Linked DNA regions of Homo sapiens: region 2 is linked to region 1. The links are chromatin loops, found by intact Hi-C in ENCODE. Cell type or tissue: IMR-90. All regions are shown on one strand. Links, peaks and the distances in the headings refer to the core of each region. The heading gives the core; the rest is flanking DNA.

The links. Hi-C counts contacts between places; a loop is a spot of excess contacts. Peaks named below come from ENCODE experiments on the same cell type or tissue, not always from the same donor. Only the 100,000 strongest peaks of a DNase experiment are listed, where the experiment ranks them.
Region 2: it touches region 1 in a loop (2.0-fold over the local background); 2 of 110 quality-filtered maps call a loop at or near these places.

What each region holds. Positions count from the first base shown.
Region 1 is chr4:72,300,395-72,316,960 of GRCh38, reverse strand. ADAMTS3 (ADAM metallopeptidase with thrombospondin type 1 motif 3) reads left to right here. Exons shown (of 22, transcript NM_014243.3): 11 at 990-1,103; 12 at 3,139-3,284; 13 at 4,495-4,670; 14 at 5,780-5,913; 15 at 7,441-7,564; 16 at 10,894-10,974; 17 at 12,881-13,044. Among named protein-coding and RNA genes, the nearest start is that of ADAMTS3, 260 kb to the left of the region's middle. In IMR-90, for the core only: no CTCF peak of the experiment used is centred there; DNase peaks (open chromatin) are centred at 1,950 and 4,700; H3K27ac peaks cover 367 bases.
Region 2 is chr4:72,366,580-72,383,145 of GRCh38, reverse strand. The region is part of intron 4 of ADAMTS3 (ADAM metallopeptidase with thrombospondin type 1 motif 3); the gene reads left to right. Among named protein-coding and RNA genes, the nearest start is that of ADAMTS3, 190 kb to the left of the region's middle. In IMR-90, for the core only: no CTCF peak of the experiment used is centred there; a DNase peak (open chromatin) is centred at 7,935; H3K27ac peaks cover 804 bases.

The sequences.
Region 1 (16,566 bases), core at 1,591-9,590:
AGAGTATGAAAACCAAGACTCTAGTCTTGTGCTGTTGCTGTCTTACTTATAACCATAACTATAGCCCTAACTTGTAACCCATATTTCTCAGCAATGGATTGGTATGAGAATCAAATATATGGAAAATATTTCATAAACTATATGAATGTATTATGATATTTTGTTGTACCTAGAATACTTTATCTTACACAGAAAGTTTGACAATTTTTTTCTGCTTTTAGTCAATTAATTATAAGTATTTATGATTATTATTATTATTATTATTATTTTGAGATAGTGTCTCACTGTTGTCACTCAGGCTGGAGGGTACAGTGGCTTGATCTCGGCTCACTGCAACCTCCACATCCTGGGTTCCAGCGATTCTCCTGCCTCAGCCTCCCAAGTAGCTGGAATTAGAGGCATGCACCAACATGCCTGGCCAATTTTTTTGTGTTTTTAGTAGAGACAGGGTTTCACTATGTTGACCAGGCTGGTCTTGAACTCCTGACCTCAGGTGATCCACCCATCTCAGCCTCCCAAAGTGCTGGGATTACAGGCATGAGCCACTGTGCCCAGCCCTTTTATTATTTATATTCAACTATCTATCTGATACCTACAGAGATAAAGAAAAGACATTTTGATAGCTTGAGAGCTGCCAAACCATTATATTTTCATATTTACAATATTCATGATAATTACTAAGTCTTTAGAAAATTTCAACATTGTCTATTTGAAAAACAAAACATAAAAACAGCAAGCAAAAACCTTAAAAGTCAACCAGATAATCTCAGACAAATCATTGTTTATCATTGTTATTTTAGAAAAGCAGAATAAAAGTATTTTCTACCTGAAATTCTTATGCAGTTTTTTTTCAACATGTCAAAACATTGGCTATTAACTTGAAATAAACACATCCAAGAAACAGGACAGAAGAAACTGTATAGAATATATTTTTGGTGCATGTCATGCTAGCTGAGAGTTCACTGACAATTTGATTATCTATCTTCCAGTTCCGAACCTTTGACCCATGTAAACAGCTGTGGTGTAGCCATCCTGATAATCCCTACTTTTGTAAGACTAAAAAGGGACCTCCACTTGATGGGACTGAATGTGCTGCTGGAAAAGTGAGTATATCTATTTACACAATAAATATGTAAGATATGTTGCATAATTATCATCTTTAAAGGTCTGGAAAATGGTAAACACAGCTGCACTGTCATTTTTATGAAAACCATAGTATGCAAGGCTTTATTAAAGTAATGTACTAAAATAGTGTACTAGTTCCCTGTGGCTAAGGTAACAAATTTTCACAAACTTGTTGGCTTGAAACAATGGATATTTATTCCCTCACAGTTCTAGAGGCCAGAAGTCAAAAATCAATTTCAATGAACTGAAATCAGTGTGTGGGCAGGGCCATTCTCCCTCCAAAGGCTGTAGTGGAGAATCTTTTCTTTGCTTCTCCCAGCATCTGGTGGCCACCCCACATTTCTTGATTTGTGGCTGCACCACTCCAGTTTCTGCTTCTGTGGCCACATTGCGTTTTCCTCATCTTTATGGGTCAAATCTCCTTCTACCCCTCTCTTATAAGGATACATGTAACAGCATTTAGGACCCCATGGATAATCTGGGATAATCTCTCCATTTTAAAATATTTAAGTTAATCACATTTGCAAAGACCCTTTTTCCAAATAAGGTAACATTTACAGGTTCCGGGGATTAAGACTTGATATCTTTGGGACTACCATTCAGCCCACTGTTGGCAGAATAGGAAGAAGCAACTCAGCAGACTATCTGCCCCCTGGTAGTGGGATCTGATTGACTTGCTGGCATGCCATTCCTTGTGAAAGTTGCCCAGAAATAAAGTCATGTGAACTTATACAGAAGATTTGGCCTTGTTCCTTAGGGAAGGATGCCCAGAGGTTTTAAATCTCAAATTGTGTAGTCAGGATTGAATGCTCAGAAATTGGCTGAGTGCCAAGCTATGCTACTCATAAGGGCAAAGATCCCAAAACAAAGGCATGTTAAGAACTCAAGTTGAAAAGCTTTGACTAGTTTAGAAATAAGAAATTGTAGGCAGGACCAAAACCTGGTACAGAAGATTTATATGGCATTTACTTCTTTTAAAGCTCAATTTCAAATGTGTATAAACTGTACTTGTGACAGGGATTATATGCATAATAATAATAAAACCTGTCTTTTTAAGTGTTTGCATTATATTAGGCACTATGCAAAGCACCTTGTATACAATGTTTTGCTTTGGGAAAATTCAATATCATAAACTTCTGACTAAAAACAAGAGTATAACGAGTTAATTCATTTTTGCTTTATAAAAAATTATATAATTAACTTTTTAACATTCAACTTTCTTAAATATATTGGTGTTATATTGAAATTTATAGAAGTTGAGTTTTAACAAATGCTTTTATTGTACGTAGTGTGAAAAAGTAAGTCAAAATGTTAGAGAGGAAAATGGCTAATGTCTCTTGAGCACCATGCCAGGCACTGTAAGCTAGGTGCCTCTATAGTATTAGGGTTCTGGTAGCCCCACTTAATTACTTCTTGGTCAGATGGCCTTCAACTACTTATGAACCTTTCTGGGCCTCAATTTTCCTCATCTAATTGTTGATGATATATGTATGACCCATCTATCTCTCAGAATCATTGTTAATGAAACATTTTAAAAGTTAAATAAAAGTGCTTTGAAAGCTGCATATGTTTTAGACATGTTATATTATTATCTAAACCAAGACATAGTTTATTTTATCATTTTTAAAAAGATCATGTAGCCCTCAAAATATTCTGGTATGATATAGGTAGTGACAGATGAAGGGTAAAATCTTACCAACTGTGCAAGCTGGGTGCTCAAAGAGTTCTTATTGATTATAGTGTTTGATGCTTACTGGTGAATGTATCATTTAAAAACTTGTCTGAGTGAATGTTGTTTTTCCATTTTAATTTTCTACTTGAAAAATACAAGTCTAAATTACCCTTTAATAGGGTATATTAATGACATAATTGCTTTTGGATAATTTTAAATGCATCTCCACCTGGAAGAAAAAAGAGCAGTAAGAAAGCCCTTCAACTAGATGGTTCTTGTATAACAACTTCAGCTTTAGTGTATGCGTGATTTTAATAATTACCTTTTGTCATTTTTCTAAGTGGTGCTATAAGGGTCATTGCATGTGGAAGAATGCTAATCAGCAAAAACAAGATGGCAATTGGGGGTCATGGACTAAATTTGGCTCCTGTTCTCGGACATGTGGAACTGGTGTTCGTTTCAGAACACGCCAGTGCAATAATCCCATGTGAGTATATCCTTGTAACTCTTGTTATTTTTGGAGAGACCAGAAAATACTTCAATATTATGTTATTAGTATTCTGTTTTATAAAGTGCATGTAAAACACAGGGCAGGAAAATAAATTGTTCACAGTTCATAAACCAGTCTGTGTTTTTGATACATCTCCATTTATTAATCTTGTGACAAGCAGTCAGTGATGAAGAAGATCAAACGAAGATTGAATATTTTTAAAGAAGTTGCTGTTCAGGAATATTAAGAAGCTGAACAAGGAAAGTAGGTCACTGTGCCCTAAGGGCGTGGGCATGGGCACTGCGAGATTGACTGCCAGAAACAAGAGAGTGTCCAGGAAAGAGCGGTACCAAGCATACAGACTCTCTCTCTTCAGGGAGTGGAATGTGATTGCTTCAGAGGAAGGCAAAAGAAAGATTGTGATAGAAGGCCAGGTGACTGTTGGGGGAAAGTTATCTATTCATTCACTCAGACTACAATTACTGAATTCCCTATTGTGTGCTCAGCAATCTTTACGAAGAAAAAAACAACTGAATTCTCACATTTAGAGGATTCTGCCTTGTCTAGGGTTTAATATGTGAGCAGCTTTTTCTCTCTGTTTCTGGCAGCAGGATGTCTCTGAGCACGTCTTTTGTAAGACTATCTGATGCCACATACCTGCCTTCCCAGTAAGAGATGATGGTGGTATTAGAAGTAACAAAGACAATAAAAATTAAAAGATCAGCTAAAGTTCATTATGAGCCAGAGTTGTTAGGAGTGCTTTAAATAATGTCAACTCATTTAATCTTCACAGTTTTCCTCAAAGGAAGATACATTATTATTTGCATTTTACATATGAGGGAACCGAGCCATGGAGCGATGACCAAAGTTTCTTTGAGCTGCATCTGTGTGTTTTATACATGGTAGCAAAATATCATTTTATTGATTCAATATACATGCTTTTTTTTTCTTACACACTTTTGCCATGCATTTAAAATATATGATTTGAAAAGCTGATTTAAGTTGAGCTTTGTGTTTTGTTTTATTTTTCCACCCAGCAGGGAGAGAAGGGTGCTTTGGAAAGGGACTGAAATTAGGAAGTATGAGTTCATTCACTTTGTGCTGGCAGCCCAGAAACTTTGGCTTTGTGCCCTCAAGCACTGTGTCTGCAAGCTTCAACTGCTAGACAGAAGCCAAAAGGCCTTTTTAAATGTTGTCTTTTCTTTAGGCCCATCAATGGTGGTCAGGATTGTCCTGGTGTTAATTTTGAGTACCAGCTTTGTAACACAGAAGAATGCCAAAAACACTTTGAGGACTTCAGAGCACAGCAGTGTCAGCAGCGAAACTCCCACTTTGAATACCAGAATACCAAACACCACTGGTTGCCATATGAACATCCTGACCGTGAGTAGCCTCGTGCTCTCCTTCCTGCTGTGTGGATGGTTACTCACAGTTTAAGCTTTGCCAGCACGAACCCCATGGACTCTTGATCCCTATGTGGTAACTTAGGAAACTTGGTGCTTATAGGAGTAAGTTCTCCTGGGTTTCTAAGAATAAGGCTTAAATACCCTTTCTCTAAAGAGGTAAGAATGGTGCAATAGTTCCTGGCAAGCAGCACTATCACCATCAGCGGTGAAAAGACCAGTGGAAAGGAACGCCTGGGAGAGATGTTGGAATTCCTGATTCAACCGAAATCCCTCTACTAGGAAATACTTCTGGAATATTGTGATCTTTCCTTTCTGAACTAGAGAAAAATATAGTTCTTTGAAAATTGAGTCAGGACCAAGAGAAAGATCATAATTTAATAACAAAAGATACCTTATAACCTTTTACTTTTTTACTATAGTTTAAAGATATATTTGGAAATTTTCTTTTAATGTTTCACTTCTTACTTCTGAATTTTTGGTTAAATATGTCCAATGGCAACTTTTTGCCATACTTCTTATTTGAGTGAATGAAAGGAAATAGTTATATGATTACATGCACCACTGGGTTCAGTTCAAATCCATGTTAAAGGAAAGAGGAATACACGTTAAGAATTCAAAGTTGCAATGCATTAAGAAGAAATGCATTGTTTTTATCTATTTTGGTGAAGTGAGTTGCATCCTGTAAGAGGCAAAAACTATGTTAGATGATTGAGTCAAATCACAGACATTCTTTCAGTGCTCTAATATTACGAAAACTAAACTGGTTTTGAATTAAGATTTATTTAAGAGCTATGTTGAAATCTAGGGTTGCCTGGGGCAGTCCCAGTTTATACCTGTTGTTCCTGCTCAGTTATTACTAGAACCCCTTTTCTAGTTTAGATGACAAATTTTATGGTCACCTTAGCTAAAAAAAAAATGTCAAATGTACATACTTTCCTCCTTACTCCTTATTTTATTTGTTTATACGGTATTCCTTTTGTTTTCAGGAAATCACAGTGAAACCTTATATTTAAAAATAAAATAAACTATGCTGTTCAAACATTCCATTTTATGTAAATAGTTAATTTTATCCTCCATCTTATGCAGCCAAGAAAAGATGCCACCTTTACTGTCAGTCCAAGGAGACTGGAGATGTTGCTTACATGAAACAACTGGTGCATGATGGAACGCACTGTTCTTACAAAGATCCATATAGCATATGTGTGCGAGGAGAGTGTGTGGTAAGTTCAAATTGCTTCCCCAAAGGCTTTCTACGTTATCTACGTTTACTGTCATTCATCTGCACATTTTTAATTTTTTAAACTATTTTATCTTTGAAATCACATTATAGTAAGTGTCTATGAATAGTTCAATAGCTAAAATAAATTTGAGAGACATTGTACTTTCTCAAATCAAACTTTGGTCACTGGCAGAATCAAGGTTTAAATAATTTTCCTAATTTCCAGCCAAATGCCTTTTCTGAGTAACTCTGAGGCCTCTAGGTTGGGAATACAAATTGGTAATAATGCATTTGCTTCGGGTATTTTAGTAGCCATCTGCTATTAAAATACAAGGTCTTTTTAAAAATAATCAGTGCTAAGTATATTTAATCTTTTGTTGTAAAGATAATAAGACATTTCTTTCTCACCTTCCAATCAATTCTAAGTTTAAAGGCTAAATTTCACATTAGAACAAAAGTAGTAGAGAAGCAAACATGTTTTTTTGCTCCATTTAATCTCAGGTTAAAAATGCATTTTATTTCTTGTGTTCATAGTTAAATCGATATGAAATTATCTTATTAACTGAAACACTGCTCCTAACATATATTTCCTTTATACTTCATCAAAACTGAAGTGCTGTATTAATGAGTCTAAAGTAATTGAGCTTACATTTTCCTGAAAGCATAGTATGTGTTGTTCAGCTTTTACCTGCCGCAGTACCTAGTACATTAAACGTATGTGTTGTCTTTATTTTCCCTGCCACCTTTCATCCCATACTTTTGAGTGCAGTAGTGTATTGTGTATCATTATTCTACAGTGATTTACATTAAGAACATGCCTTGGTTCAGAAAACCTTCAATATTTTCCTGTTTCAAGGGAAAATGTAAATTCTTCCTGGTATTCAAGTCTTCTGCAGTCTATTCAATGCAGATTTTTCACTGTTCTTTCCTTATCATGAAACACTAACCTTCCATTGGTTTAAATATGGGTTTAGATATTGACCTCTGCACCCACTTTCCATGAACATACTTCTCTGGCTTTGTTGTAACTCATCTGCTTTCCTGAAATGCTTTTCTATTCTGTGTTTCTTTGGCCCCTGTGAAAATCTTCACCACCCTGGTGAAGTTTTGTCTCACATCATAACCATCTTTTAAAGATTGCACTAATATACAACTCACTATATTATCCATCATCATAAATGTGAGAGCAGCAAGGGAAAAGCACTGTCTTGTTGTTTTCTTGTCTCCTCAGCATCAGCTACATCTGTTTTCATTACATGTGTGTTTGATGACTATGACAATTTAAAATGGTGTAAATATTTCATTGGACTGGAGGAAATATATTCTTTATTACTTAGGGTACAAGTCATTTGGTTTCCCATTATTTTTTTTAAAAAACTGAGGTATTAAAAATTATGACTACAGTGGCAGTTTGCTATAAATTGGCTGACTGTGGGCCATGACTGAACAAAGGGTTCATCATTCTCTGGGATGTTGACCACTACTGGGCACACTAAAATTAGCCACATTTGACATCTTCTCTCTCCAGAAAGTGGGCTGTGATAAAGAAATTGGTTCTAATAAGGTTGAGGATAAGTGTGGTGTCTGTGGAGGAGATAATTCCCACTGCCGAACCGTGAAGGGGACATTTACCAGAACTCCCAGGAAGCTTGGTAAGATGAGGTCTCTCATGGATTTAGTATTCTTCTCTGTGATTTGTACTTTTTGAGGCTTCTTCCTTTAGAAATGCAGCATTTTCTCTATAAACATAATCAAAATTTAGCTGCTGATTTATTGTTATTCAGATTACCTTTTAAGGAACTTAAAAAAAAAAAAGAAATCACTTTGAATGAATTCATACTCCCTAGCGTCAATGATGAAAAAAATACATACTAAATTTAGAAAAGAAACAAGTAAAATCAGTATCAGTTATACTAGCTAGCTAAAATCTGTGTTTTATTTTGCATTTTTAATAAAATGCAGATTGAATTATTAGAATTGGTGTTTATTTTGAATTCTTGTTGCATATAAATTATTGATCAGGAGTTTAAAAATTACAAAATTTTAGATACAACTTTTAAAATATCACATTAGTTTTACTTATTTTAAAAGTGAACAATTTTATCCTGTTTATAAATCTAGGAATCTTGGATCTGTATTTCACATAATTTTTAAAAATTTACTTTAAACAAAATTGAGGTACAACCAAAAACTAACCTGAGATGTAATTGCTCATCTCTATAAATGTTTATGCTTGTTACATAGTCAATAACTTGAACTTAGACATACACTGAAGGTTCAAAGGTGGAACAAAAAGCTGTCTTCATGCATCAAATAATAGGCAAAATTATCCATAGTTTAATAATATTCATTGGAATTTTCATAAAAGATTTGTATACAGACATTTATTACTGAATAATTTCTTGAGTTTGTATCAGATACTATTCAGTTATTCAATAAGGATTTATTTGGCAAATGTTTCTGGGAATTCAGCACTTAAAGATAAATTTGATGTGGTGTTTGCTCAAGAAGATTTTGATGTCTTCCAAAGAGCCGTTGGTATCTTATAAAATCATGAAAGTAAAACAAAAACAAAGAAATATGGTTTACGTTAAGTAAATTGTCATTGGGGTAACTTTTCCTTTTATAAAAAAGTTAGTCTTCATCCAAATGAAATAATTCTCTTAGTTTTTGTATTTTTTATTCCCATTATACCCCTGATACCTAACTCAATTACTAGGAGACTATATTCTAATGTTTTTCTTGTTACTGATGTCTTTGCTATTCCTGTGTTATAAATTACCATGTTTTGTACTTTGAAAATTGTTAAAAAGCAAATATTGCTATTTCTGACTGATTGCATTATTAAAGCAAAGAGAAATATAATTATATACGTGTATTATATTTCAGTGGAGTCAAATGTAATTTTCTTCATCTTGCTGTGAAATAATATACTGTGCTTTCTTGGAGTTACATTTTATTCTTTTCTTTTGGATGTAAAATAATTCATTTTGTTTTATTTCCACAGTGAATAATGTAAAGAAAAGGTTTTGCCATGTTCATTCATTGTATATTATGTATAATATAAGGTATTGGTACTGTTTTTCAGAGAGTTCAAACATCATGCTAAACTTGCAAATCAAGGCCAAAAGAACATTAGAAAATTTTCATCTGTCATACCAATTCAAACTGTTCAAAGATAATCTAACTTCCATATCTTTGCACTAATATTGTCATCATAGTGATTTAATAGACTAATTAACCTTTTCCAACAGGAAAACATTTAAGCAAGAGGTGCCATAAAGAATTGAAGTTGCTGGAAAATGAAATCTGCAAGTATTCAACTTCAAATCATCTACTTAGTCTTACTTTCATGCTTAGTCTTACTTTCATTGACTATTAACAGTTTATTGGCATTATCTATTACAAATGCATTGTGACTTCAACACATAAACTTACAGAACATATTTTATAACTTGCCTAATAAAATATGTGACTTATGGGATAGTCAATGAAACAACAAGACTTTGATAAACATGAACCCTCCACTAATTAAAGACATTCTATTTAAGGGAAGACAAGAGGCGCTTTCACTTTACCCAAAGGAGCTCGTAATATTTCTCTTGCTGAAACAAGAGAAGCTAAAAACGTACTGGGTAAGTTGTAGCAAACTGCAGAAAGATGGGCATCCATAAATGGCATCAAGCTGTTTTGCTGTACTTGGCATCTTAAGCATGTTCCTTTTAGCCACTGTGTACTCAGGCAAACATGGTACATTTCATGTGTTAGACTTTACCCCAGGCTAAAGTGCTGAACACCCTGATCCCAAAAGGACCACTTTATTTAGTTAGGACACTAATAAATATTGTGAAAAACTTAGGTAAATCTATTCATAGGTGTATATTATTATACATATACAAATGACAAAAACACTTGTTTTTTCTTATTTCATCAATAATTGTGGATTGATAACTGGATTTCTGTTAATATTCTCCATAGAATATGTATTGGATGTTTCATAATGTATTGAAGGTGTAGGTTACATAATCATTTTATATTCATTTATTTGTATGATAATGAGATGTATAACATCTGTTCTAATTGACCTGACTATTGTCAGGTCATAATATTTATGATTTATGGTCATAATCTTAATTCTAAATGATTGTAAGATAATTTTTAGGACATGTGATAGTATCAACATAGTATGTGATATATGACATTTACAGTAATAGGAATGATATATGATTTTAAAACACAAAGCAACCTATTAAGCATATTGATTTTCTTATTTCTGGCTTAGGAGGTTTTGAGGTTAGGGTGCATATAAAGGCAATGCATAACACATCTTGCACACATTTTCCAACTAAGTGGTTTAAAATCCATGTTGTCGATTTGGTTAAAATAGTCCCATCATAAAACTTGCCTAAAGCTTTAAAATTAATACTGATCACAAGAAAAATGAAAGCACTGATTTTTCTGTTGTAACTCCTTTAGAATAAAGAAGGCTTTAAATATGAAAATATTTTAATAATTAGAAGTTTAGCTGTCTATACTTCCCTCTTAGACTTTTAAAATAACATGTAAGCAGATAACATATCCCAAAAAGTTTACAACTTAAGTGAACTTTCACTAAAAATTGACTCCACTTCAAAAGGATGGTTTAGAAAACTAGAATCACACAGAGGGACACAGGAAAGTATAGTATTTGCCTGAATTGTTGTTCACATCATTTGAAGGTCAACGCAAGATAAGTGACTAATACGTTGGTAACAAGATTAACTTTTTTCCCTCTTTAATAAAAAAAAAAGTTGCCTCTAATTTCATGTTGGATGTCACAAAAGCTACCAATGCTTTGAAGTTAATTTCCGAAACTGCTTCTTTAAATTTATGGATGCCCTCTTCTGCACGCAGAAGCAGTAAGAATGTAGTGCTCAACTAACCATGGTTGTTGCTTTTGTTTTCTTCTTTGCTTCCTACAATATTTACTACACATGCAAAGGGTACCTTAAGATGTTTGATATACCCCCTGGGGCTAGACATGTGTTAATCCAAGAAGACGAGGCTTCTCCTCATATTCTTGGTAAGTGTTTCTGTCTGCTGTCTCTGCTTTAACATGCACTGAAACATTGAAATGTCAAAGAAATCCTAAATATAGATATGTATATATGTACACATATATGTGCATACGTATATGTACATACATGTGCATACGTATATGTACGTACATGTGCATACGTATATGTGCGTACATGTGCATGATGTGCATGCGTATATGTGCGTACATGTGCATGTGTATATGTGTGTACATGTGCATATGTATATGTACATACATGTGCATACGTATATGTAAGAATCAAAATAATATATAAATGCATTAATTGAATGTTATGTAGGTTTTTTTTGGTCATTTCTCCCAACTATGCTTACTTTAAAACAAGAAACATAAAAAAAGTAGAGCTTTAATTTTGTATAGAAACTGGGGTTGGTTCCTAACTATATGAGGGAAAAATCATTTGACAAGCTTATATTTCTTATACACTTTTTGCTCTAAGGAATAAGAAAATAAATATGTTAATAAAATCCACTAAATCAAGGAATATCAGAAAAATTCATCATACTTATGTTTACAAATAAGTTCTGATATTTTGATTGATCCAATACTGTACGTATCCTTATTTTTATTGTATTTCACATTCTTTGAAAAGCAACCACAGGTGAATTTTACTAATCTAATCTTAAATTATTCTAATATCTGACATGTGTCAGGTTTTTGACTGGCACATGCAGATCCATTTGCCACGGAGAGCTGATTATAATTTCCACAAGAAGATTTTTTTTTCTTTTATGAGACGATTACATGGAAATGTCACTTTAAAGAGGTTTACATTTAAATTGTATAGACAAGTGTAAACATAACTTACTTATTCCTTGGCCTATAAGAACACTAAGATAATTTCTGAAGCTAAGACATCACGTATCAACTCCATGAAAATTTGTAGCAAATTGTTTTATTTCAGTTGTGACTTTAAAAAGTGCATTGTTTTATGGTGTTTCATAGAATTTTTAAACACATTTAATTTATATTCACTACTAAATGTCGTAATAGTCTAGCAGTCAGCTATAGTTCTCTCTCAAGCATTTAAAATCCCTTATTTTTCATCCTAGAATTCATATTAATGTCCTTGGAAAAAATAGACCAGTTTAAAGCCCAAGAGGAATAAATACATTTAATTAAAATTACTCATGTTTTTCACACATTTTCAATAATTGTAGTAACATGAAATTTTGCTTTCTAATGTAACATTATATGCTGATAAACAAATCTAAAATTTAAAATCCCATTCATTATTTTTTACTCATTAAGCCAGCATTTTATTTCATTGTATAATATGTAATAAATATATACTACATTAAGAATTCCATTAGCAGTAAGCAGCTTTTTCTAACTATATGAGTAGGTGATATGGCTCTGGAATTTTACAATCATGAGAACTAAATTGTTGCCTGAAAAATTACTTCAACTATGTTGGATGACTATAAATATTTTGACCAACTTTAAAAAATATATGCAATAATTAACCGTTACATTATATGCTATCCTAGCATAAATTGTTTCTATTAATTATTGAAAAGGTAGCTATCATTTTCAAGATATTCCCAGTTTTCTAAGGAAATATATAGGATAAATGATTTAGAAACTATTAACCTCTTTGACGATGTTTTCAAATGGGAATATTTGCAAACATTATTTTTGCCTATTTAACCATCTTGCTGTATTTTTGACTAGTTAGGAATGCTTCTTGAGAGTTTTGAATGCCTAATCAAGACAATGGAAATAATATCAGAACTAACACCCATTTTGATTCCTTGCTACTAATAAAGAAACATGGTCATTGATTTGTAGAAAGGATATACTTGCTGTGAATCTTCAGCACTTAATATGATAAAATAAAATGTATGCTGGTTACTCATTTTTCTCCCTTTAGCTATTAAGAACCAGGCTACAGGCCATTATATTTTAAATGGCAAAGGGGAGGAAGCCAAGTCGCGGACCTTCATAGATCTTGGTGTGGAGTGGGATTATAACATTGAAGATGACATTGAAAGTCTTCACACCGATGGACCTTTACATGATCCTGTTATTGTTTTGGTATGTGGCATTATGGGCTCATGGTATAGTTAGCTCAGCTTACTTTATAATTAATTTATCTGAAAACACTTTTACCTTGAACATTAAGTGTACTTTGAACTTTGAAACATGAGTTGCTTTTTAAAATAATTCCATTTATCTTTCCCCCCACTCTTTGTGCAATATTTTCATGTAATTTATTATATAGACATTATAAACTGAATAATGCAGCATTCTGATTTTTGACTTAAATAATCAGTTATCATCTTTTAAAGACAACACTAAAAGTAGATTTTTGTATTTACCCACATATTTACCATTTTGTATGCTTTTCATTCTACTTTGTACATCTGACGTTCCATCTAGTATCATTTACCTTCAATATAAAGATCTTCAGCATTTCTTGTGGTGTGGGTGTATTGGCAAGTAATTCTCTCATCTGTCAATGATCTGAAAATATCTTTATTTCACCCTCATTTTTGAAGGATATCTTTACTAGATATAGAATTTGAGTTGCTAGTTTTTTGGTTTTTTATTCCCTGTTTTCCCTTCTTTCAGCACTGTGTTTTTATGATCTTGCAGCGAGTTCCAAGGGTTTGGGGGCTGATCAAAGAAAAATATATGGCCACAAGGTGGCAGTAGCACACACACACTTTATTTGGGCTAGGCCTCAGCTGGTTTGCAAGTGGGGCCACTACCTAGAGGAGAGAAGGGCAAGGGAACTTCTGAGAAAGAGGGGAATCTGAGGTGGTTTATGTGCCTAGGTGGTGTCATTCAGCAGCACAGAAGAGAGTCTGTGGGTCAGAGGGCTCCAAGGGAGGCAGCTGCGTGAGGTCCTTATAGCCAGAAGGTCTTATTCATATCTAGCAGATGTTGGATGTAGTTTCCTAGAGCTGTGCAAAGCAAGCAGTCCCTGAATGGCTAAAACTCCCTCATTTGGGCAGCGTTAAAAACAACTGGATGTATAAAAGTTTGTGTTTGGCATCAGAGGGCTTTTGAGCTAACAGATCTCAGCCTCAGCCTGCTGTGAAGAAAGAACCTAGGGGCCAATATACAGGAGCCCTCTTTTACTCATTTATACAGCACTTGCCTTCCAGAATCCATCATTTATGAAGAGAAGCCTCATTTATATTGCTGCACTGCATGTAATGTGTCAGTTTTCTCTGGCTGCTTTTTAAGATTTTTCTCTTCATCTTTTTGTTTTGTCTTGTTGGTTTAGCAGTTTGACTGTGATATACTCAGTTTACCGTGTTCTTTGTATGTCTTATGCTTGGGGTTCACTGAGAATCTTGGCTTTGTAGGTTGATGTTTTTGACCAAATTTGGGTAAATTTCCCATGATGTGTTCTAGTTAGTTGTTTTTCCCAAACCCTCACCCCCACCCCATCTTTCTCTTCTTCACTCCTAGGACTCACTTAAATCAGTTGAAATTGTTCTACAAGTCTCAGGCTCTGTTCATCCTTTATAATCTTTTTTAAAATACATTTTTCAGATCGGATTATTCCTTTTGAGCTCTAAGTCACTATTTCTCTTAGGTGATCTCCAATCTGTCCTTGAGCCTATCCAGTAAATTTTTCGTATCCGATGGTGCACTTTTCTTTTATAGAATTTCCATTTGGTTCTTTTTTTTTTTTTATTTCCATTTTTCGGCTGAATTTTTCATAATGTTCACTCATTACATCTAAGTTACCCTTTAAGTTCTGGGTCTTCACATTGTCAATTTTTTTTATGGATCACATTTCCTGCTTCTTTTTTTCTTGTACACTCGACATTTTGGAAGATAAATTGTAAGGTGTCTGGTTTTGTTCTGGCAGGCGGTTAAGTTATTGTCAGATCATTCTGATCCTTTAAGGCCTAGTTTTATTCTTCCTTACAGCTAGTCTATTTCAGTGTTGTCCTTCTTCCCATGGTGTGGCCTTTCATGGTGCCAGGCTCAGCCCTGCCTGGTTTCTGGTATCACTGTCCCACCCCCAGCACTCCCACTGTGGACTGCCTGGTGTCTTGGCTTGAGCATACACAGACCAACCCTCAGTCATGGACCCATGTAGATTTCTAGGTGATCTCTCTAAGCAGGCCCCTCTTTAGTGGCCGGCTCTGAAAGTTCCAAACTCTAATCTAGCTCCAGGTCCAGAACCTGGCCCTTGTCAGGAATAAGATCTGGCTTGTTTCTCTTCTTACAAGGATTGGTGTCCTTTGTCATGACATACATTGCCAAACAAAAAAAAAAAGTTTCTGCAAATATTTTGCCCAGTTTTATAGCTTTTAATATCAAGACGGCAACTCCATTACTCCCTCATGGATGAAAGCAGAAGACAGCTACTTGATTTGAAATTTATTGTTAGTTTCTGTTTTATACAGAATTTTTATTTATTGGATTTCCTATAAAATATTATACTTAAGTCAAATTGCTCCACTCAATTTTTAGGGTTTTTCTTCTCTGAAAATTAGTTCCATTTTGAAATATCTGTTCAAATCTTTTGCCCATTGTTAAAGTTGTTATATTTTCTTTTTGTTGAGTTTCGAGAGCTCTTTGTATATTCAAGTCCTCTGTGAAATACATGATTTGCAAATGTTTTATTCCAGTCCATAGGTTGTCTTTTCATTCTTTTAGTAGTTTCTTTCATAGAGCAAAATCTTTTAGCTTTATCGAAGTCCAATTTTTTAATGTTTTCTTTTGTGGATAAAGATTTTGGTGTTATGAAATTTTTTTTTGTCTAATCCAGCATCAAAACATTTTCTCCTACTTTTTTTGGTAACTGTTTTAGAGTTATACATTTTACATTTAGGTATATGTATCACTTGGGGTTAATTTTGTATGAAGTGTTAGGTCCTTATTTTTGCATATGGATGTCTATATTAGTTATCTATTGTTGTAAAACAAATTACCCTCAAACTTAGTGGCTGAACACAAGCAATACTTATAGTTTCTGTGGAACATGTATCTGGACACCACTTAACTGGCTAGTTCTGGCATAGAGTATCTGATGAGTTTGCTGTCAACTGTGGCTAGAGTCATCTCAGCTTGACTGGGGGTTACTCTGCTTCCAAGCTTAGTCACATGGTGCTGAAAGGCCTCAGATGATTGTTCCCCAGCTTTTCCATGTGGTGGGTAGCAGTCCATGATTCTTTACCACTTAAGCCTCTCCATAGGATGCTTATACATCCTCACAATATGGCACTGACTTCCACTACAGCAAGTGACTCAAGTGAGCGAGAACATGGGACAGTGAAACCGAGACGGAATTCTCAGTCCTTTTTTACCTAATGTATCTACATTTCTTAAACCATCACAATGTCCAGTTGTTTTAGCACTATTTGTTAGAAGTCTGTCCTTTATTAAAATGCCTTTCAATTGTGTCAAAATTAATTATCCACATTTATGTGGGTCTATTCTAGACTCTCATCCTGTTCCATAATAAAATATATGTTAATCAAAGTTTTATTTAGCTTATTTTAAATATGAATGATTGGAGGCCAGAAGCTGTATTTCATGCTGATATAATTACATTGTATTCTTTTCTAGCAACATGAGTATCTGGCTTTA
Region 2 (16,566 bases), core at 4,342-12,341, 63 kb before region 1:
GATGTCACCAGCAGTAAATAAAAATACTAAGAAAAAAAAAAAAGCATTCCTTCTTGAAACAGGAGAATCTTTCTATTCACAGGATATTCTTTTTAAATTTTTTATTTATGTGCTTATTTATTATAAATTCAGGGGGTGCATATGCAGGTTTGTTACATGGGTATAGTGCATAATGCTGGGGTTTGGGTTTCCAGTGAACTCATCACTCCAATAGTGAACATGGTACCTAACCGGTAGTTTTGCAACCCTTGCTTTCCTCCTACCCTCCCCACTTTTGTAGTTTCCAGAGTCTATTGTTTCCAGATTCATGTATACCCATTGATTAGCTCCCATGTATAAGTGAGAACAGGTGGTATTTGATTTTCTGTTTCTGAGTTGTTTTACTTAGGATAACAGCCTCCAGCTACATCCATGTTGCTATGAAGGACATGATTTCATTATTTTTATGGCTGCATAGTATGCCATGGTGTATATATACCACATTTTGTTTATCCAGTTCACTGATAGACACCTAGTTTGAGTCCATGACTTTGCTATTGTGAATAGTGCTGCAGTAAACGTACAGGTTTAGGTATCTTCTTGATAAAACTGTTTCTTTTCCTTTGGGTAGATACCCAGTAGCGAGATTGCTGGGTCAAATGGTAATTTTATTTTTAATTCTTTGAGAAATCTCTATACTGTCTTCCATGGGGGTTGACCAAATTTACATTCCCACCCTTTTCTCTGCATGGTTTCCAGCATCCAAACCAGCAGAACTCAATATCATAGAGTTATGGGAGGAGCTACTATGTAGTCATTAGATATAATTATATGACATAATTATATCCATGACTACTATGTAGTCATTAGATATAATTATATGACATAATTATATCCATGACTACTATGTAGTCATTAGATATAATTTTAAAATATTCAACATCTTGATTTTATCATTAACTATGTGTGCCATAATATAAAATATATTAGGAAGCTGTCTTCCTTCAAGGCTTCATAGCAGGGATGGGTCCTTACGTGACAAGTTAAGAAATCATCAGAACTGATATTCAGATAGCCTTGTAGAGCTTAAGTTTCTGTTGTTGATTTCATGCACAGCCTCAATTACTGCCACCATAGCACTTCGCTGTACTGACATGTGCAGAAGGAGTTATTCTGTCCGTGTAATTGAGAACCTCTTCTGCAGGGAATCTTCTGGTGAGCATTCCTATGGTATACATATATCCTCAGATCCTGATCCCATTCCCAAAGATCTATCCCAACTTTTCTTTCAAACTTCCTGGTTATCAATATTTCAATTTATTTCTTATATTATTGTAATTACTTCACCAGACAACTCAGAAAGTGGTGTGTAGATCCTAGCCTTGGGCTGTACTCCTGCAAAATGGTATATAGTGCTTAAATGCAGCCACCTTCTGGACTAGTCTTCATTGTTTTATAACTCCATTCTTGAATGGGGCTATAACACTTTTGCAGTCCAGTTCTGGGTGGTTCCTGTATATCTTATAGATGCATCTGCAAGACAGGCTATAGAATCTTCATCTGCAGTTATTTAGTGAAAAGGAACTCCCAGGATCACATTAGGTGTCAGTTGAGAGAGAAGTTGAAATACGTTAGGAGCAGGCATACATGCTGGGTCCTGTAAACAAAATGATTATACAATTTGTGCCTCCGAGACCTGATCCATGTAGATTATTTTCATTGAATAATGGAGGTGGACTGCCGCTGGATTTGCCTGACATAATTGCAAAATTAATCCAATAGCACTCGATGTAAGAATGGAATATCAAGTTGCATGGCTATCTGGCATTCATTGATTAGGCATTCAGTTCTACCAGAGACCAGTGGGAAGCTGGGAGCTACTATCTTAAAAAATAAAAAAAGGTTATTTGTTTATAAGTACTTGCCCTTTTTACTATACTATTAAATGCACATAGGTTTTGCTGTGATTTTTTATTAGAATTTGTCACAATCTCCATATAACACCCCAGTCTACACAGCCACTTTACACACCATGGGATTATCTTGTCACAAATACTAAAAATAGAACAATTTGCACTGTATCTTGGGAAACCTGAAGAACTTTTTTGTTTGTTTGCTTTGACCTGGACTTCTATTAAAACTGGGAGCTTTTTAAAATCATATGAATGAGTCAGTGATAAATGTCACCTCCAAAGTCGTATTAGTTAATTAGATGTTCCTACTCCTTTTTAGTGGTTGGGTATACAATATATAGCAACTTATTTTTCGGTATGGAAAAAAATCTTGATATGCTCTGAACCAGTGGATCCTTAAGCACTTTACTAAGATGTCAAGATGATGTATTTCTATGGAATTTGTTTCTCAATCTCTGCTACACATTTTTTTATATAAATCTCTGAGATGACTGCCACTTTCTGCCCTCTAGAACCTGTCAACAATATGTATTTAATATTGTAGACTAGAGTAGTGAATTGTGAGATTGTGTGAGAAATTCGATATTTCCTTAAGACAGAATGTCAAAGCTATGCTGCTGGCCCTGTCAGGTAAAAATTGTTTACTAGTGGTGTTCTTGTCTTACCAGAATAGAGGGAAAAGTACCTTTATCAAATGAAACCTGCATGTTAGATGAAATAGGCTATGCTTGTTTGATCCAGTGAGCAAACAGTATCTGAAACTGCAGCCATAATAATCATTACTGCCTTATTAATTTTATAAAAAATCATTCTTATTCTTTAAAATACATCGATCTTCTGCACTAGCCCAAAGTGGAGTGTTAAATGGAGAAGTGACAGGAATCATCACCCTTGAATCCTTTTAGGTCTTTGGGTTTAAACTTTCTGTGCATGGCTCAATAGTGATAGAGATGTCTTTAAAAATTTACTTCAGTGGCTTCTACTTGGTCTTTGCTCTCATAATAGCTCTTGTACCACAGCCAGGAAATTAATTTGGGAGTCTGGGGATTCTGACAGCTTCTTAGGATATCCACTTAAATATATTCTCAAGAATATTACAAATATTCATACTATGTGTTTGCGTGTCCCATTGGTCCTACAGTAAAATGCATTCACATTAGAATTACATAATACCCTTTGAGACATGTAGACCCCGGAAGCATTTGCTGTCCTCACAAATTATTGCTGTTCCATAGCAACAAGGTATGTTGCTTATGTGAACCCTAAATGATACAGAATGTATATGATGAATGAGAAGAGACATTCACTAGAGCAAGAGGTATTGAGCTGGTAAACACAATGGTTATCTATTAAACAACTTGATTGGGGTAGGGAAGTCTTCATAGTAGTAATAATATAAATCAGAATTACATTTATATACTATTTTGTGTTATATGCACTACTTCATTTGGTCCTTACAGTAATCCTGTAAGACATATGTTTTTATTATTACTGTAATGATTATCATCATTTCTAAGCATGGAGACTGAAGTGTATGATACTACAGATTTGCCAGAAAACTAAAGGGCATAGTGATACTACAGATGTCCCAGAATTACAGAATAAATAATTGGAATATGCAAAACTTGAATCCAATATTTATGATTAAAAATTAAATGTTCTTTTCACTCTATCATAAATTGTCAACTATAGCTCTATGATTGACTTGAACTTATTTCTTTTGAAATCATGGACTGTTAGTGCCAGAAGAGATTTTGGTGACTGGATGGTCTCTAATTGATTTATCTAGTCCAAAATGGGTTTTTTTTTTTTTTTTCAAACTGTTTATTTACTACATAATTATTTGTTAAAAGGAAAATTCTCTGCTTGGAAGTCCAGCGCGTGAAGTAGATGCAAGAAGAGATGTGTCTCAACCACTTGCTTTGCCTTGCCCCTGTGGCCTCGGGGGAAGAGGTTAACCCAATCACTGGAGTTCTGTTGAGCAAAATTTTCATGACAGTTGCTGTGATAAGCAGAATTCCATTCACAAGATCTCCATCCCTAGGTGTACACGCCCTGAATAGCCCCTCCCCCTGAGTGTGGGCAGAGCCTGTGAATATGCTGGGATATCAAAAAGGAGATTATCATGGGTGTGCTTTACCTAGTTAGAGGACTTAACTAAAAGACAGTGAAGTGGTAGACAGACATGCTCTAACTGGCCTAGAAGAGAGTAAGCAGCCATGTTGGGAACTGTTCAGGACCTCATGGTAAGGAACTGAGGAAAGTCTCTAGCAGCTGAGTGATTCTTGTCTGACATCTGGCAAGAGAACTGCGACCTGTCATACAGCCACAAGGAGATGAATTTTAACAACTCGAGAATCTGAAAGAGAAAAAGTTTAGGAGAAAACCCCTCTCAGCATGGCTGACGTCTTGATTTCAGCTTTGTGAGAGCCTGAATTAAAAACAACAATTGAGGCCTGACCATCTTCTGGCCTACAAGACTGTAAATTAGCAAATGAGTGTTGTTTTAAGCTCCTAACTTTGTGATTTGTTCTGTAGCAATAGAAAGATAAGATAATGGGAATAGTGATAATCATTATAACTTCTGTGACTGCAAAAAAAAAAAATTCAAGTCATGTTGATGGTGATTTGGAAACATCATATACAGTGATGTGAAAGGAAGCACTTATATTCTATCAGCATGTAATGAAAGCTACCTCTTGCATGGAAGCTCAAGTTTACTACTAACGGCCTATCTAAGATGGTTTCATGTGGCTGTACTCAGAAACGGAAGTTTCTGCTAATAACAATCATAACAATAATATGATAACTATGAAAATAGTCATTGATATAAATAGTTTCTGTTATAAACTAATTGGTCAATGTTTAGGTGTAATTGAACCTCAAACAGAACCCACAAATTCTCCATTCTACCGTATTTTCTAATGAATACAAGGAAGAAAGTAACCATTTTGACTCTTTGTGCTGAATTGATAATATCCAATTTAAAGTGGATTATGGTTTCCTAAATGCTTCATTCATAGGCTTAGTGTTTTATAGTTGCAGTTAAGGTAGATGCAAGGAGCACCACCATTTATTTATTAATGGAAACTGATGAAGGAATTTTAGCAAGAAACATGTCTTTTCACGTGGTTGAAATTTTATAAATTGAGATGGGATTGTTCATACATTATGCATTTCAATTTTATCTAAGGAAGAGTATTTTTTGCCAAAAACATTTCCTGGAAGGATTTTTATAATTCTAAGCATGCTTTCTTTAACTAATCATTACTCCGAGTATGCAGAAAGAATGAGCTCAGTTTGTAGTATTCAGGGAAAAGCATGTGAAGAAATCCAGAGTGCTCACACTCTGTTATTCCCTGATTTTCCAGTTTTTAGTTCTTGGTTAGTGAATCCCAGTTTTGGAGCTAAGAAATTTTAGCTCAGATAGTGGAGAAAATGCCCTTTTTCTGAGCACAAATAGAGACAACACTGACCCAGCTCCAAAGTATAAAGTCCTTGTTTCTATCCAATGCCTGGCAACATCAAAGGCCACTTAGATCATCAAGGCTGTAGACCTAAGCAGCCCAAGGTGGCAGAGTTGCTGGCAACGGAACTATGTCATGCCACTTGGCAACTTGGAATACTTTTAGCATCTGCAGAAGGAAAGTTTACGCAGCTTTGGAAAATGCTGAACAGAGAGACACATATAGACCAGTCATACTGGGACTACTGTGTCTTCTCTCCTTTAGCCGTCTAGATAGGCCTTTCTGAACTGATTTTTCAGAGCAGGTTTTAACAGTGCTCAAGTGGAGTTATTCTGTAATGACATATAATCCTAAATCCTTTTTCCTCTTTGGTATTTCTCCTTTCTCCGTTTTCCCCTATTTCTCTTGGAACATCTTATATTCATTTACACGGACTAAATAAAGATACAGAGGAAGAACAAACATGACTGCTAAGTCCAGGATTTGTATTGGAAAGATTTGGGTAGATGTTTGTGAGGAGCTAGCAACAATTCCATCCTCTCTTTCCTTTCTAAGGGTAATAAAACATTTAATTACCAGTGAGGCAAGACACACAACAATCAGAATACACACTGGTACAGGAGCTCAAGCAGGGTGGTGGTGGTTCCTTTTAGTTGCCTTTGTGGGTGTGCAGTACTCAGGGTGTGTCTTGGACATAGCTATATGCCATCTGGCATGGAAGTATTTCAGTATTTTAACATCTGGTAAGGCCATGTTTACAGTATTGCCTACATAACTTCTCAGTTATTCTCTCTCTTTTTCAGTATTCAAATTTCTGTTTATTCATGCCACTTCAGTGAATGCCACTTATGCAGAATTCTTAGATATTTGATCATTACAGGCTTACACTCACACAGTGTCTTTTTATTCAGAAAATATAGGCAAGGCGTTCAGTCACTCAAAAATACCATCCTTGGCAGTGAAATACAAGACAAATATGGAACAGCCTATATGTTCAAAGTGTATACTGATTTTATTCAACAAATTTGTGAGGTTGGGCCTTGGAGACAGTAATGTCTCACTTTGCAGATGAGGAAAGTTCCCTTGGAACAAAGGTTCTCAATCAGCAACATCATCATCACCTAGAACTAGTTAGAAATGCAGTTCTTAGGCCCCAACAAAGGCTTATTAAATTACAAACTCTGGGGGTTGCTGGGACCAATCAGTCTATGGTTTACTAAGCTCCCCAGGTGCTTCAAATGCATTCTAACATTAGAAACTCACAGGTCAGTGATTCAGATCTTCAGTGCATTGCAGTCAGGACACAAGTCCTGGGCCTTCTCCATTTTACCTTTCTACCTCCACAATAATGGATATTTATTGAACGTCCATGCTGATTTGGAACAATTGTGTGTAGTCTGTGATGGTTAATGCTAGTGATTAGTGCCCTTATAAAAGAAACCCCAAAGAGCTGCCCTACCTTTCCGCCGTATGAAGACACATAGAAGGTGTCTATGAGGAATGGGCCATCACCAGATATTAACCTTGATCTTGGGCTCTCCCAGCCTTAAGAACTATGAGCAATAAATCCCCATTGTTCATAAATTACCAAGCCTATGATATTTCATTATAGCAGACCAAACACACTAAGGCATTATTCTTTGACATTTTACTTATATTTAAATGTATGTAGCACTTCCACATAATCTGCACGTGTATTTGAGAATTTGCAACTACCTGGTGGTCCTCTTTTGATCCTCATCTTAAACCTGCCTTCCCTATATCTGTACTGCTACTGGCTTATGGCATTTTGCCCTTTTCTTCTTCTCCATATAAATTGTTATCTCACCTTGCAACTTCTGCGTCATCTGTATTTTTCCTTTTAGAATTTTATTCCACATAATGCCCTGATTATAGCTCTGGGTACTTTTCAGTTTCTTTTTTAAATATATAAGAGAGACTCCTAGCAAAGTTCAAGATAAGGATGCTTATTTTTCTTCTTTGGAGTGAAATAATTCTTGCACAGGAATACATTTTAAGTTTATTCCTGCTGTGTACATTTCAGAGTTCTCCCCCTCCTTCCTTTTGATTGATGATTTAATAATTTTCCAATAGAAAGGACCTCCTCTTTTAAGTACACAGATCTTTATCCTGCTATGCAAATTCCTGCCTAGCATGACCCCTGCCTGATGATCACTTTTTAGATCTTGGCTGATGTCACTTCCTTAGAGATCTTTCCTGACTCCATACACTGAATCAGGCCAAGCATCTTATGCTCTCAGAATACCGAGTACTTTCTCTTCCCAGCACTCATCACAGCTTGTAATCATGTATCTGTGCAGTTACTCATTTAAGCTCTGTCTTTTCCATTAAATTGTAAGCTCTTGAAGGGCCAGGAGCCTGTTTTACTCATCATTTTCTTTCCAGCACCTGGCAGAGTGCTGGGCACGTAGTAGGCACTCAGGAAATATTTGTGGAATTGGATACACAGAACTCCCAGAAATGCTTTGGCGGCCTGGGGGCAATTCCTTGTGGTAAAGTCTGGCTTGCTGGGCCAATTTGCTGCCTCACCAGGATGAAATAGCATATTTACTAAGGGTTGCCAAAGGATGGTTTACTGAGTCATAGTTTTGGGGAAGGAAGACAGTGCCTCGCATAAAGCCTGAAGGGTGAGATAATGCTAGAAATGGAATGGAGGAATTGGTAATAAAATAGGTAGCCAAGAAGATTGAGATTAAGAAGAAATATATAGAGAGGAAATATTTCAAGGCTAGCAGCTAAGATTATAAAGTGATCTCCCATCATGTAATAACCTGTGAGATAGGAAGGCATTTCTAAAGAGAATACGGATCAATACAAGCAATACAGCTTAGGTAGGGACTTTTGGAATGTCTTAGAAATACCTACTTTCATTTAAAGGTGGTAGTTGCTTATATCAAGAGCAAGAGATTTTAAATGATTATAGTCACTAGAATTAAAGGTGTTAAGAGTATTTCTTTGCTATCCATTTCTGTTGTCATTTTTGATGTCATAGTAACAGGTTCCACATTTAAAAATAAATTCCTTTCACAGTATTTTAAACCAAGAAACTATGCAAAAATATAATCAGTCACCTCATTCTCTTGAAATGTATAACTGAAATAGCAATAAATAATCCACCAATGTGGACAGGATGGAAGAAACAGAAGTGGAAGAAAATTTAGTGTAAGGAAAAAAATATAAAAATCTATTTATGGAAGGGTTTATTTTCATATTGACTAGTTAATAATTAGTGACAACTTGTACTTTCTTCTATTCATAGCTTTCTTCTTCCTTTTGCCACATAAAATTATCTGATTCTTAAATAATTCACATGTATAATAATTCGAGTACAGTCCTGAAAGAGATAATCCCTTGTGACTGGTTTTCTTTGCTTCTGGGTTAGCAGCTTAATGCTAAAAATAAGTCTTGGCTTGGGTGATTCAAAGCATAGCAAGAAGATAATAACAGAGTATTCTGTACCAGCAAAAAAAAAAAAAGGAGTTACTCCCAAACATGCAGGAGAACAAACAGGATGCAACTCAGTTTTTAAATTAAATACATGTTTTTAATGTCACAATGAAAAAAAAGCTATAGAATGAGTTACAAAGTGTGTACTTTTTTATGTTGCTAAAATGGCCGTAAGCTTCAAAAACTTGTTTATTCTGTCTGGGGAAATGAAGAAATAGGCAATATGCTTATTCTAGCATATTATTCATAAAGCTGGAGAGAGAATTATTAGTCTTATTCATGAGTGCCTCACATAACCTTATATTTTTCTAGAGTGCCTGTGCCTAGATTAATACCTACAACATTATCAACACCTCAGATACTTTCCTATTATTATTATTATTATTATTATTATTATTATTATTATTATTATTATTATTTTGAGATGGGGTCTTGCTGACACAGAGTCTAGAGTGCAGTGGTGTGATCTTGGTTCACTGCAGACTCGATCTCCCAGGCTCAAGTTATCCTCCCACCTTAGCCTCCCAAATAGCTGCCATGACAGGTGTGTGCCACCACACCTGGCTAATTTTTTGTATTTTTTGTAGAGACGGGGTTTCACCATGTTACCCAGGCTGGTCTCAAACATCTGGGTCCAAGTGATCCACCCACCTTGGCCTCCCAAAGTGCTAGGATTACAGGTGTGAGCCAACATGCCCAGCCCCTCACCACTATTTTGACTTAAAGCATTGGAAGTTAGTTCTGGCTGATTTTTAACTTTAAATAAATGAATTCATGTAGTATGTGATCTTTTGTGTCTGTTTCTTTTTCAATCAAATTATTTTGTAAAATTTATTCCTGTGTGTAGGTATAGTTTATTCTTCCTTATTGCTGAATAGTAATCCATTGTATAAGTGTACCACAATTTTTAAATTCATTTTATTGTTAATGGACTGGGTTGTTTCCATTTTGGCACCATTTACTAAAATGGCCATTCTTTTCCCACTGCGTGGCAGTCTCACCTTGTATTTGAGGCGACCATATGTGTGTGGGTCTGTTCTGGACTCCGTCTCTTCTGTTGGCTTTTTTGTCAGTGTGTGCATCAATGTTGCTCTGTTTTAACTATTTTAGCTTTATGGTAGCTTTTGATATATGCGGTGTAAGTTGTTCAAACCTGTGCTATGTTTTAAAGATTCCCATAGCTGTTTTTGACCTTTCCGTTTCCATGTAATTTTTTAAAATTACCTTTCTAGTTTCCACAGAAGAACAATTATCACAATTTTAACGGGGATTATGCTAAATCTATAAATAAAATTAAAATTGAGGAGAATTAGCATCTTTATAATAATGAGTTTTCCAAAATATGTATGGAATTAAAGTGGGGGATTCTAGTATTTTCCTTAGATGTGTCAGCAAAATTATATTTGGCTACTGAAAGTGAAATATGATTGCCGTAATTTTTGGATAAAAATTAAAAGAATAGCAAGAAATGTTTACATAAAACTATGTGTCCTTCCATTTATTTAGGTTTTTCCTATTTTTTTCCTCAATAGCATTTTATAACTTTCAGCATACAAGTACTGCATATATTTTGTTAGCTATATTCCTAGTTATCTGATGTTTTTGGTATTACTGTGAATTATATTTTTTTAAAAAATTCTATATCTAGCATATAAAAAGCAAATTTTTATAGTGACTTTATACCCATCTTTCTTGCTAATTTAGTTATTAATTCTCACAGTTTGTCAATAGATTATTTTAGATTTCTGGAAAGATTTTTAGTTGTAAGTTTATTACTTAATATATTTAGTACAGTTCATATTTTCCTTTTTTGGTATCATTTTTAGTAAGCTGTGTTTTCAAGGAATTTGCTTATTTCTCATAAATTTTAAAATTAATTGGCATTATTTATGATGTACTTCTATCTTCAGGATATGTAATAATATTGGTTTTTTCATTCCTTATATTGGCAATTTGTACTTATTTCTCATCAATCTTTATAGAAGTCATCTAATATAGTATTATTCTTCCCACAGATTCAATTTTTGCCAGCACTGATTTTTTTTATTCTTTATGCTTCTATTTTATTTCTGCAATTCTACTTCATCTAGTTTAATGGCTTTTAATGTTCTGTCCTTTACTAACTTATTAATATTTAGAAAGTTGATATTGATCCGTTCTTCTTTTCACAATGTAGGCATTAGAGGCTATACCTTTTCTCTCTAGCTACAGCCTTACGTGCATCACATAAATTCTAATATTCTTCAGTTCAAAATATTTCCTAATTTCCACTGTGATGTTTTCTTTGACAATATGGTTTATGACTATTGTGGGCTACTTTCACATATGAAGATTTTCTAATTATCTTTTTGCTTTTGATTTCTTGTTAATTCCATCATGTTGGGAGAACACAGAATGATTCATTTTTTTTTTTTTGAAATTTGTATGACTTGCTTTATGGCCCAGCATGAAATGTTATTATCCAGCAATAAACCAATGTTCTATGATCACATGAAAATAATGTGAGTTTTGAGTACAATGCTGTTTGTTACCAAGTCAAGTTTGTTAATTGCGTTATTCATATCATCTAGAAATGTACTGACTTTTAAAATGTTTGTTCTTTAGTGTTCGTTGTGCTGAAATCTTCAACTATAATTATAACTGTTTTCTCAGTTTAATTTTAGTTCTGATAATTTTTGCTTTATATATTGTAAAGCTAAGTAGTTGCATGCAAATTTACAATTGCTGTGTCTTCCCAGTGGGTTGAGTTTTTTAATCTTATAAATATATATATTTTTTGTTTTTAGTAATGCTTCTCACTTTAAAGGGTAGCTTATCTAATATTGTTATAGCTGCATCTACTTTATTTATTTATTTATTTATTTATTTATTTATTTACTTTTAGTGTCAGCTTGGTGCATTTTCTTTACCCTTTCATTTTTTATCTTTTGCATTTTAGTATTTAAGATGTGTCGCTTGTAAGCATTAATTTTTTTATTTTAACCTTCTTATGCAGCATGACAGTCTTTTTTTTAATTCAAATATATAATCAGTTATCATTTAATGTAATTGTGTTGGTTTCTGAAAGTTGCCATAACAAAGTACCACCAACTATGTGACTAAAAACACAGAATTTATTCTCTCATAGTCTGTTGGCTAGAGGTCTGAAATACAAATGTCAGCAGAGTTGGTTCCTTGTGGCAGTATGAGAAAATATCTGCTGATGTCTCCCCTAGCTCCTGGTGGTTGCCTGTAATCCTTGGTGTTTCTTGGCTTGTAGACATATCACTCTGGTCTCTGCCTCTCTCTTCACATGTTCTCTCTATGTGTCTATGTCTACATTTCTCTTTTATTCTAAAGACATCATTCACTGAATTAGGTCCCACGCTAATTCATTATGACTTGATCTTGCGTACATCAGTAATGACACTACTTCCAAATAACATTACCATTACAGGTACTGGGATTTAAGACTTAAACTTATCTTTCAGGGGGCACATGTCAACCCACAATAATAATTCGTGATATATTTGGGATTATACCTACCATCTTAACTTTTTCCCTAATTGTCTTATTTATTTATTTATTTAGAGACAGAGTCTCACTCTGTCACCCAGGATGGAGTGCAGTGGTGCGATCTCCGCTCACTGCAACCTCTGCCTCCTGGGTTCAAGCAATTCTTCTGCCTCAACCTCCTGAGTAGCTGAGACTACAGGTGTGCGCCACCATGCCTGGCTAATTTTTTTGTATTTTCAGTAGAGATGGGATTTCGCCATGTTGGCCCAGCTGGTCTCTGTTCTGTACGGGAAATGCGTGAGGGGAAAATAAAAGACACACACACAACACCATTAAGGGTAAACAAGCTTTATCCCATGTAAATGGCAGCGCAGATATAATAAGCAAATGATACAATAAGCAGATTGATATAATAAGCAGATTAATGTAATAAGCAAATTGATATAATAAGCAAATGATATAATAAGCAAATTGCAATTTGAAGGGGAGAAGGGAAAAGAGATATATATATTTACACTCACCAGACTATGGAGGATTCACCACCAGGCTGGGAAGCAACAGCCTGGGCACCAGAGTCGGCCACTGGTCCGTTCACAGATGAGGAGAGGTCTCATAAATCTTCGGCGCAGGCTGGGACCTTAGCTCTTTTGGTAATGAGTTGTTTGGCATGACTTCCAGTCTCGAGGGCCATAAAATGACCGGGCTCTAGGAACACAAAAAGGTCAACTTGTTTTTGCGATTGTCTATTATTTTTCAATAACTAATGTATGGGAATAGATTGAAATAGAGATTTCCCAGAAACAACGCTGGATGAAGGCCTCAAGGGCTCACACAACCCATTCTGGGACCTGGTGACCATTATTTGTGTCCATATAAAGTTTTGACAAAGCAGTGGAAAGTGGTGGAAAAGAACATAGATGGCTTGAATTTCGGTTTATATGCATATACCCCAAGGAAAAAGCCTGCTTTTAAGAATGTCAGTTAAACGCTATACAATTTCTTGTTTTTGTGTCATGTCTTAGTTATCTTAGCAGTTCTCTAACACCTTCAAAGTTTTTTTTTTTTGTACTTTGTCTGTTTATTTTTTTTTTTCATTTTTATTTATTTATTTTTTAGGCTGAGTCTCACTCTATCGCCCAGGCTGGAGTGCAGTGGTGCAATCTTGGCTAACTGCAACCTCCGCCTACCAGGATCGAACAATTCTCGTGCCTCAGCCTCCCCAGTAGCTGGGATTACAGGCTCCCACTACCATGCCTGGCTAATTTTTGTATTTTTACTAGAGGTGAGCTTTCATCATGTTGGCCATGCTGGTTTCAAACTCCTGACCTCAAGTGATCTGCCCACCTCGGCCTCTCAAGGTGCTGGGATTACAGTCGTGAGCCACCGCGCCCGGTCACATTTTTTTTAGTACTTGTTATAAGAGGAGCATTGCTGTGCTGCAAATTCTTCCACCATAGTTGGCAGCAAGTGTCTCCTATAAAGTTTTGACAAAGCAGTGGAAAGTGGTGGAAAAGAACATAGATGGCTTGAGTTTCAGTTTAACTACTTACTAGTTGAAAAGTTGTTCTTGGGTAAGGGGTTTAATTTCTCTTACCATTATTTATAAAAATAGGACATTGATATTGCTTTTCATAAGGTTTTTATGAGGATTAGTTATATACGAAGTAAAGACACCATGCGTAGTGTTTCTATCACATGTGTAAGTGTTCGGATCTACTTTTAACTGTTTTTCATCCTATTCTTTGCAATCTGTGTGTTTTGTACCAACTATGTTCTATCCATTTGTGAGAACACAGAATATACTCAATAAATTTTAATTGCATGAAAGCAGTGCTAGTTATTAGAGTCAGTATAGTGTAGCGAAAACAGCATGAATTTTACAGTCAGACAAGTGCTATCAAGTTTTAGCTTCAGTTACTTAGTCTGCAAAAGGGGGGAAATAATACCTTTGTTATAGTGATGTTCTAAAGTTCATATGATGACTCTATATCATATGTAGTACACTTTAGAATTGTGTAAATGCTAGGTCCTCCTATCTAGATTACTTGTGACTAATTTTCATAATAATTTACAAGGTAGAAAGTGAGAATTAAAACATGTGTTTCTAGGCTTGTTCTGAAGTCATTTTGGCATCAATCACTGGTCCTTTAAGAATTGTGGTTGCTTTCATTTGTCAGGACCACTCTAATCAGCTGCATGTCAGAACCATGATATTCATTTTGTTTTCTCAGTTTATTAGCATACCTGTATTCTTCAAAATATTTATTTCAGATCATCCCAACATTAGAAGAATTGGGAAGCCATGTTGAGACTATGGAAAGGCATGTAATTGAGATAGAATCTAGACTCTATCAATTAAGTATATAATTGGTCTTGGAACTACTAATTTCTTCTTTTTTTAAAATGTTCGATCTGTACTCCTTGTCCTCAAGTCTTCATTGTTTTACCTCCAGTAGCCCTTTATTCTAAGATATATTTCCAAAAGATAAGTGATTTTGCACTAACACTGGCATACCCATGGTTTTAGCTTTCCTCTGTGCCTGAGTTGAAACCACACTTCGAAAACTAATGGCTTCGGGAGTAATATTGAATTCAAAATATTTTAGAAAGCCATCTCAATTTTGTAATTTATTAAAGCTTAAGCGAAGGCATAAATTTATTTTAATAAAAGTTTTGAAGTTGTATTACTTAATAATATGTGTAAATATGACTACATACTATACATGAATATGAGAACATGTTTTAGCGTACATTTTGACATTTAACACTAAACATTTACGAGTATCTATATTTTTGTTTTCATATATTTTCATGTTACTAAATATGTCACAGTGCGTATAATTATTGTTTTTTAAATTACATTATGCATATAACATCCAAAGAGTTAAAAACATGTGAGTAACAATCACCCTGACATTTTAAAACAATTGCAACGTTAGACTCCCAACTAGTTGTCTTTTTTTTTTTTTTTTTTGACACAGAGTCTTGCTTTGTCGCCCAGGCTGGAGTGTAGTGGCGCCATCTCCGCCCACTGCAAGCTCCGCCTCCCGGGTTCACGCCATTCTCCTGCCTCAGCCTCCCAAGTAGCTGGGACTACAGGCGCCTGCCGCCACGCCCGGCTAATCTTTTGTGTTTTTAGGAGAGACAGGGTTTCACCATGTTAGCCAGGATGGTCTTGATCTCCTGACCTTGGGATCCGCCTGCCTCGGCCTCCCAAAGTGCTGGAACTAGTTGTCTTTAAAAATGTATATTTTAAATTCATCATGCTACTAAATTTTCAAATGTCTTCTTTCTTCCCTCTGAGCACTGGGAAATAATAAGTACTTTTTATATATGTATGTATATATATATGTACGTGTTACATATGTATTTATATGGTGCTTTTTATAATACACAATAAATAAATCTGCACTTGTTTGACAAAACTTGTTGCTGTTAATATAATTTTATATTTTCAATATTGAAATGAAGCTCTCTAAAAAGATGGCAGATGTCCAAGCAGTATAGATAGTAAGCTATGGGCTAGATAACCAGATTCAGTTTCTAAGGTAGAAGACAAGAAATTAGTTTATTGCCACTCTGGATAATAGAAAAAAATGCTTTGGTGGCCTAAAAAGAATTTATCAAATTTAGAGAAGTATCAGAAACTTAAAGCTAACTACTTGAGCTGTACAATGTGGAATTTCTGAAATAGATGTTTTCAAGAAATTCTGAAAATATCAGAATTTGCTGAAAAATGTGTCTTTAAAATCAAACTACCAGCCCTTTTCATTACAGAGTATAATTTTTAAATATGTTTTTGAAGGCAGTAGGTAAATTCTAATTTCACAGAAATCAGTATCAAAAAGATGAGAGGAGAGCAAAAGAGGATAAAGGAGAGAAAGGAGAAAAGAGAGAGAGGAGGAGGAATGAGAAAAGAAAGAGAAAGAAAAGAAAGAACCACTTATTTAGAGTAGATACAAACTCTGTTCAGACTTTCCTTATTCCCCTAAGGCTTTCAGTTATGATGTTAATTAACTTTATGAGTCATCTGACTGAAAAAAAAAAAAGCTTGGGACACTAAAATACCCTTTAAAAATTTCTTCATGAGGATGCAATTATCTAGAAAATTTTGGCTAGACACATTAGTTTCTTTCTGAATGCTTTAATGTCCTGAAGAGGACTAATGTCCCCACCAAGACCTAGGCTTTCCTTGCTTTATGCAGTAGAATGAAGTCCCCTTAGATATGGCATATAATAATTTT